2 separate regions of the Homo sapiens genome follow, and region 1 is linked to region 2. Evidence: chromatin contacts called from ENCODE Hi-C or POLR2A ChIA-PET data. All regions are on one chromosome and are shown on one strand. The core of a region is the stretch at or near the end of the contact, and the rest is flanking DNA. Distances in the headings are between cores, read along the strand shown. Region 1 holds the start of CIRBP (cold inducible RNA binding protein). Region 2 holds the start of BSG (basigin (Ok blood group)).

Evidence for each region. A loop is a pair of places that touch in the nucleus more often than their neighbours do. ChIA-PET counts read pairs that join two places held with the same protein, here RNA polymerase II (POLR2A). Pooled maps may share reads with other maps.
Region 1: a map of sigmoid colon shows a loop between it and region 2 (3-fold over the local background). The contact joins the promoter of CIRBP here to the promoter of BSG in region 2. A Hi-C loop is called at or near these places in 1 of 168 maps with a recorded cell type or tissue (sigmoid colon), 5 of 37 single-sample maps with no recorded cell type and 12 of 50 pooled maps. POLR2A ChIA-PET finds 5 or more read pairs at or near these places in 2 of 52 experiments (H1 and PC-9).

What each region holds. Positions count from the first base shown.
Region 1 is chr19:1,267,371-1,271,142 of GRCh38, reverse strand. It overlaps CIRBP (cold inducible RNA binding protein), which reads right to left and starts at 1,811. Exons shown (of 6, transcript NM_001300829.2): 1 at 1,733-1,811; 2 at 107-215; 3 at 1-3. The coding sequence starts at 209. It overlaps CIRBP-AS1 (CIRBP antisense RNA 1), which reads left to right and starts at 883. Exons shown (of 2, transcript NR_027271.1): 1 at 883-1,318; 2 at 2,753-3,672. RefSeq lists silencers at 1,195-1,504, 1,555-1,714, 1,925-2,134, 3,745-3,772.
Region 2 is chr19:570,332-573,991 of GRCh38, reverse strand. BSG (basigin (Ok blood group)) reads right to left here and starts at 1,396. Exons shown (of 9, transcript NM_001728.4): 1 at 1,291-1,396. The coding sequence starts at 1,357. BSG-AS1 (BSG antisense RNA 1) reads left to right here and starts at 1,744. Exons shown (of 3, transcript NR_184018.1): 1 at 1,744-1,883; 2 at 2,396-2,552. RefSeq lists silencers at 1,056-1,235, 1,406-1,625 and enhancers at 2,446-2,495, 2,576-3,148.

The DNA of each region.
Region 1 (3,772 bases), core at 562-3,061, 700 kb before region 2:
CCACTGTGCAGGGGAGAGAGGTCTGCAGTCAGCACCCAGCTGTACTTCCAGGTAGGAGGAGCACAAGCCCCCCCGCCCAGGGCCGCGGGCCCAGCAGCAGCCTCACCTTCAGAGATCTGTCCGTACTTTGAGAAGACCTGCTCCAGCGACTGCTCATTGGTGTCAAAACTCAGCCCTCCAACAAAAAGTTTGCCTTCATCTGATGCCATGGCGGCCTGTGGCAGACACCAATGAAATCCTCAACAGGGGTCATCTCTCACCACCTCTCCCCGCTTCCTATTTTATGTAAATGACATGTGTTTTTTAGGGGAAATATTAGAAAATCAGATTTTTATTTTTCATTATCTCAAACTCATACCTAGGACTTATTTTTTTGGGGTCGGGGGCAGTGTGTCTAACTGTCACCCAGACTGGAGTGCAGGGGTCACTGCAGCCTCCACCTCCTGGGCTCAAGCAATCCTCCTACCTCAGCCTCCCAAGAAACTGGGACTGTAGGTGTACACCACCACGCCTGGATAATTTTTTTAAATTTGTTTTAGTAGAGATGGGGTCTTGCTCTGTTGCCCAGGCTGGTCTGAAACTCCTGGGCTCAAGCAATCCTCCCACCTTGGCCACCCAAAGTTTTGGGATTACAGGTGTGAGCCACCGCACCCAGCCACCTAGGACTTCTTAATTCAAATAATTTACTCCATCCACCCCCAAGACTGAAGGCAGGCCGCACCCATTTCCACAATGGGTGTCTCCCTTCCCCCACAGCCTTCCAGTTGTGCCCTGGGCAGGACTGCACTCTCAGGTTCTCCTATTTCCGAACGGGTGCCAACTCCTACCCTAACCAACTGACATCTACTTGTTGCTGGACCAGAACGTGCTTCTGCTCACTGTAAAATGCCTCCTGAGACTGGGGGGGGGGCTGGCTGTCAGGGAGGCCGCCCCGTCCTGGGGGGCACCTCAGGGCAGGTACTGACTTCCATAGCCAGGACCTAGGCCGGGAATCGGGAAGGGATGGCCCCGGAAGTGATAAGGCAGGATTTCCAGGCAGGGGAAGTGGCATTTAGGAGAACTGGCTATTTAAGGGGGCGGTCAGTGCTGACACAGACAAAGCATTCACTGGCTGGGAATGGCCGCCACCCAGTGGCTCTGAGAACTAGACTTGGAAGTCTGGCACTGGGAGCTGTGCCAACTTGGACCAAACTTTGGGCGCAAAGCACGACGTGGCAGACGAGGAACCACACTAGAACGGGCCACGCCTACCCAAGATTTACGAGGCCGTCCTTTCCCTCATGCAATCGCAATGGGAAAAGGAGGAAACTAAGGCTCGGTAAGCAAAAGCGTTGGTGTGTGGATACCTCCAGCCCCAAGGCCGGGAAAGCGGCCCTGGAGACCGGGGGCGCCACGTGGCCCCGCCCCCGCCGCGTGCGCATGCGCCCCGCGCGCACCCTGCGCCACTCCATCCGGGAACTCGGCGCTCCCGCCATTTCGCTGGGCACAGCCTCGAGCTCGCGGCCGCCATTTTGCGGCGGCAACCGGGTCGCCGGCGGCCCGGACCGGCGGGGAGAGGCCCTCTGGCCGCTACTCGGCCCAATCTCCCGCTGTCCCTCGCCGCCGGCGGGGCGGACTCCACCCCGGGCCCGCCCCCTCCCAGGGGCGTGCCGCTGCGGCCCCGCCTCGCCTGGCCGCCGCAGGCCGCCCGCCGCCCCGAGCTCCTCGGAGCCGGTGCAGCCAGGGCCCTCACCACTGAGTCGGGCAGGTCCCTGACGCAAGCGGGAAGACAGCGCACCACAACGACCCGAGCCTCCTAACGCGCGAGTGAGGGGGGGGCGTCCCCGAGCCCGGCCTTATATACGCTTCCGCCGGGCCCCGCCCCCTACACATCCTGGGCCAATCAGAGGGCGCGCCTGCGTCTTATATTCATGAGCTGGGGGCCGAGTCTATCTCGGTTCCGCCCCCTCCCGCGGACTGGTGTCGGGCTCGACTATTGGCCGAGACGTTTGCAGTCCGCAGTCCTCCACCCGCGCTCGAGGGGGCGTGACCAGCGCGCGGCGGGGCGGGGCGGGGCTGACCCAGTTACGCGTGCCTGCTCCCTGGCCTGCGGCGGGGAACAAATGGGCCTCTAGCCCCGATTCCCAGGCCTCAGGCCTCATGGGGACTTCTGGGTGTCACTGGGACCCCGACTTTGCCTGTGCTCCAGCAGTCCCGACATAACAACCTAGCCCAGATCCCCTACCCAACCAAGACCCGGCTGTCAGACATCCCAACTTCATCTGAACCCCGACACCTGTCGTGATATTCTTGCCAATACAACCGACGTCCCAGTTTTCCCAGCACCCCAGCACTCCATTCCTGCCATCAACCCCATGCCCACCAAAACCCCAACAGAGACAACCCCATTCATGCGAACCCCAATATTCGCAATCCCAATTCTTCCTACATCGCCACACTTTGGTGCACCCCAACTTTACGCAACCCAGTTTGCCTACAAACTCCAACCCGCACCCAAGCCTAACTCCCACTGGAACCGCGATTATCACGGCTGGGTGCGTGGCCCACACCCCCACACTCGCCTGGCCGGATAGTGTTGTGCGTCCCTGCTGTCGGGTGCAGGCGGACACCCCGAGTCCCCACTGCACCCCAGCACTCCGCCCGGCCCTCGGCCTCCCCTCCCACCGTGCTGCACAGCAACGGCGCACTCGCTCCCCACGCGGGGCCAGGCCCACTCTGCTCCTCCACCCAGGCCTTTTCTCTCCTTCCACAGGCCTCCCCTACTGAGCCTGGTTGGCGGAGGGGAGTCTTAAAGCCGCCGCCATCTGGAGAACCAGCTTTACAAGGACCCTCACTCACTACTCTTCGGCGGCCCCAAAGCCTCTGGGGGGCCCTCTATGGCCACCACTTGCTCCTCGCCCAGGAGTCATCTCATGCCGCCGCCTCCCCCAGCCCTGGTGGAAGAAGCCAGCGCGGACCCCTGCCTCTCTGCCCCAGAAAGTCTTCGGAGGGATGACCCTCTGCTGACAAGCTGGGGGAAGTTGGCGTACAGAGACCCCCGCTTTGCTGCTCATCCCAGGGAAATCCCGGCCCCACTCCTGACCTCAGACTCACTTCCACCCTCAAGTGGATCGAGGTGGGGGTAGCCAGGGGCGCTGTCTCCAGTGACAAGGTCTCTGGGACCCCTCATGGGCTCAAGACCCCCTCCCCCAGGCAGCAGCTGTGTGATTCATCACCACCCCCTCTGCACCTCGGGCCCCCCCACTACAGCCGCCCCACTCCCCGTCAGCGGCAGCCGGCTGCTGCGTCAGCCACTCACGCAGGGTGGTTATTAAAGGAGAGAGACATCAGCACCGAGCTCCCCTGCGCCCGCCGTCCATGCGGGAGGGGCCACCCACCCACTGGAGCCCCAGACGCGGGCGCCACATGCCCAGCCTGGGAGCAATTCAGGCCCATTCTTTCTGATCTGCGCCCCCAGCCCCCAGCCCCAGCAGTCAGCGCGGTGGACGTTCTCTGACCCAGAGCAGCCCTTGTAGGGGGGGAGTTGGAGGGGGTGCCTGGTAGTCACAGCGGCCCCTGCATAATTGCGTAATTCTTGCCGCTCCCCCCAGCCCATCGTTCCCTGGTTCTGTGAGCCTCTGCCTTTTCCTGGTTTTGCGAAGCGCCGTGTTCATTCATTCATTCATTCATTCAGCCAGTGCCTAGTTATTAAGCGCTTACTACGAGCGGGTTCCTGGGTGCGGGCTCCGTGAGTGTCCGCAGCCATCCTGGGTTCCCAGGGTGGCGTTGACAC
Region 2 (3,660 bases), core at 147-2,646:
TGAGCCACCACGCCCGGCCTCACTATAAATCTTTAACCCAGAACCAAATGGGGGTCTCAACAAAGGAAGAAATTTTCTATGAAGCAAGAAAGGATGTCATGCTTTTCTCCCGGAAAAACACACCTCAATCCATTTCCCAAATGCGCTCTCCAAACCACGTTTGCCCACCCTCAACACACGGCCCTCCTAAGACAGCACTGGAAACCGAATGCGGGTCAGAGTCGGCTAAAAACGACTTTCTCACTATTTCCTGCGCTGAATCGGGTGGCCAGGGCCCCCTCACTGTGACCTTGGAACCTCGACTTCCCACAGGGCTGTTTCCTCGCCTGTAAAGGAGGAGGGGCGTTCAGAGACCACCTCATTCTGGGTGCTGAATCCAGGCAGAATCAGAGGGAGATTCCGCCTTCCCTTCCACGCAGGGCCCCTCGAGGGAGCCTGCGAGGTCTTAAGAGTCTGGGAGAACACCCGGGGGCAGGTGCACGCCCTAGGCAAGACGCCAGGGCTAAATCCCGTGAAGAACGGTAATCCCTTCCCGATCCGGAGGGCTGACCCACTCAGAGCCTCCATGTGCTCTTGGAGGACAAAAGCCCCTTTTCCAGAAGGGAGCGCCAAGATGATCGCTCCAGGCCGCACGGGCCCTTGCGGGGGCCCCAGAGAGTCTCAGGGGAGGGTCTCTGACCCTAACACTCGCAGGCAGGGTGGACCCGTCTCCAGATTCCACGCCCAGGCCGCTTTCCCCAGGTCCTGCGGAGTCCAGCCCCAGCAGGACGGGTTGGGCAGGCACCAACCAGCCCCTGACCCCTGGCTCCAGGCCAAAGGGGACGCTCACCCAGGCTTTGGGTCTCCCTTCTCCTGGCCGATGGGACCGGCGGGCGGGCCACCTCCAACCGCCTTCGCAGACGCCCTCACCCAGGAAGCAGGTCACCCCCAACCCCAGGTGACCGAAAAGCAAGACGCCCACCTCCCCTGACCAAGACCGGCCTGGCCAGGACCCCCTGGCTCCCGCCTCCAAGCAGGGAGCTTCACGCCCACACACAGAGGCCGGGCTCGAGGCCGGAGCGCCCGGGGGAGCCCGGCAGGCCGCGCCGGGAGGAACCTCTAGTCCCCCCTCAAACCCTGGGACTTCACCCCCAAGCTCCATGCTGGCGCGGGAAGCCCCCGGGGCCGGCCTTTCGCACCCCAGGCCGCCCCGCGCCGAGGCCCCAGGCTCCCGTCGGCTTCGGGTCGGCACCGCGGCCTCCATTCCCGGCCCCTGCAGGACCGCACCCCCGCCCCCTACCCGCTCCTCACCAGCCCCGGAGGCTCCGTGGGTGCCCAGCAGCGCGAATCCCAGCAGCACGAACAGCGCAGCCGCCATGATTCCTATTCCTCGCCGGTCCTACAACCTCCAACCGCTGCCGCCGCCGCCCGCGGCCGCTATAAAAAGCGGCGGAGGCGCGGACCGGGCGCGCGCACGCACGGCGTCATCTCGGGGGCGGGGCGAGCGCCGGGGACGCCGGTCGCCCCGCCTGCGCACGCGCGCACACGCTCGCATGTACGCGCCGGCTCCGGCAGGCTCACGCTACGGAATCCGGGCGGCGGCGCACGTGACCCGGCGTTGCTAGGAAACGGGAGTGGGGCCTGCGGGGACGCGGCTGGAGCCTGCGCATTTCTTCCTTCCTGCTTTCAAAGTTGCAATGAGCGCAGAGCGGTGCGCCCGAGGGGGTTGAAGCGTTGAAAGTGTGTTACCCAGATTTTATCTGAGTTAAACACGGGCCGGCCGCTGTGGCTCACGTCTGTACTCCCAGAGCCTTGGGAGGTCGAGGCGGGAAGATCGCTTGAGCCCGGGAGCTCGAGACCAGACGCGGCAACATGGCGAGACGCACATCTCTGCCTTTAAAAATGTACATATATATATATATATATGAACGTATTAATAAATTAGGTGGGAGGAAGTGACCTCCTCCGCCCAAATAAAAATACTTAAAGGGCACTTGAATCTGGATCTCAGAAAATGAATAATTTCTTAGTATAAACGTCCTGTGCACCATTTGGTTGGGACAAGTAAGTTCCTCTTCAGAAACTCAACTTCCAGGTCTAAAGTTGTCAATCAACCTTACCCCCTTCTTCTTTCCTCGCAGGTGGCGCGTTTACCCTATTTTAAAAAAGTTTTAAGTTTTAGCCAACCGGGATCAGCTTAGATTGTGGGCGTCCAACCCCAGCCAACAGGGAAAGGACAGAGGAACAGAAGCTCCCTTCCTTTGTCCCGTGTGCTCTGGAGATTGCATCCCACGCAGGCAGCCCCCTTCCGTACAAGTAAAGTGGTCTCGCTGAGAAATTTTCTAAGTGCTGGTTTCTCTTTGCGGGACCGACTCGCCGCCCCCAAATATCCCATTTGGATCCCATTCTGTTTCAGGAGAGGCTGGCGGTTACCTTTCTTGGGGAGACGCGTCCGACTGCTTCATTGTGGGGGCCTCAGGAGCGGAGGATCGGGTCCCGCCCGAGGTGACGCGTAAACCCAGACTCTCAGCAACGCGGGTAGGAAGGACCCTTGAAGTTCCGCGGCGACCACGGTGAGAAAAGTCGCTATTGGGGCGACACAGGTGGGGGCGTCTCTTGGAGGTTGAAAGTGTGTGTTGGAAGTTAAACTCGGAGTCGCAATGCAAGAGGACCGCAGACTAAGCCGAACGCGAAGGGCTAACTGGAAAGGGGCAGGAATGTGGCTACACTGGCGGGAAGAGCCCGTGGCGACGGGAGGGGGATGTGCAGAGTGGGTGGCAGGTGCCATCTCTGCAGATCAGGACCGGCGGGAAACTTGTTTACTGAGACTCAGACGGGGAGGCCCAGAGGGTGAGGAAGTCAGGTTGGCCTTGGAAGTAGGAAACGAAGAACGAGGGCGCTGAACGAGCCAAACCTTTGAAGAGGAACTTGTGAATGAATGAGACGCGCCATATCTTTTGTGTGTGTGTGTGTTGGAGTCTCGCTGTGTCACCCAGGCTGGAGTGCAGCGGCGCGATCTCGACTCTCTGCAACCTCCGCCTCCCGGGTTCAAGCGATTCTCCTGCCTCAGCCTCCTGAGTAGCTGGGATTACAGGCGCGCACCACCACGCCCGGCTAATTTTTGTATTTTTAGCAGAGACGCCCCATATCTAAAGAAGGGTGGGATCCTCTAGACCACCTTCCCCCACTCACCCCTCCGCCCCTCCCAACCCACCCCCTCCGCCCCTCCCAACCCACCCCCTCCGCCCCTCCCAACCCACCCCCTCCGCCCCTCCCAACCCACCCCCTCCGCCCCTCCCAACCCACCCCTCCGCCCCCCCCACCCACCCACCCCACCCCTCCGCCCCTCCCCAACCCGCCCCTCCGCCCCTCCCACCCACCCCTCGCCCCTCCGCCCCTCCCCCACCCGCTCCTCCGCCCCTCCATCCCTCCCCTATAGAACCACCTGGACCTTGCCACCCACATCCCCGCTGGACAGCCACTAGAACATGCCCCTTCCTCAGGAAAGCTCCAACGGGAAACAGAACAATGCCAAAGGGATATTCGAAACTTTCGGCCGGGCGCGGTGGCTCACGCCTGTAATTCCAGCACTTTGGGAGGCAGAGGCGGGTGGATCACGAGGCCAGGAGTTCAGGACTGGCAGCCTGGCCACGATGATGAAACCTCGCCTCTACTAAAAAT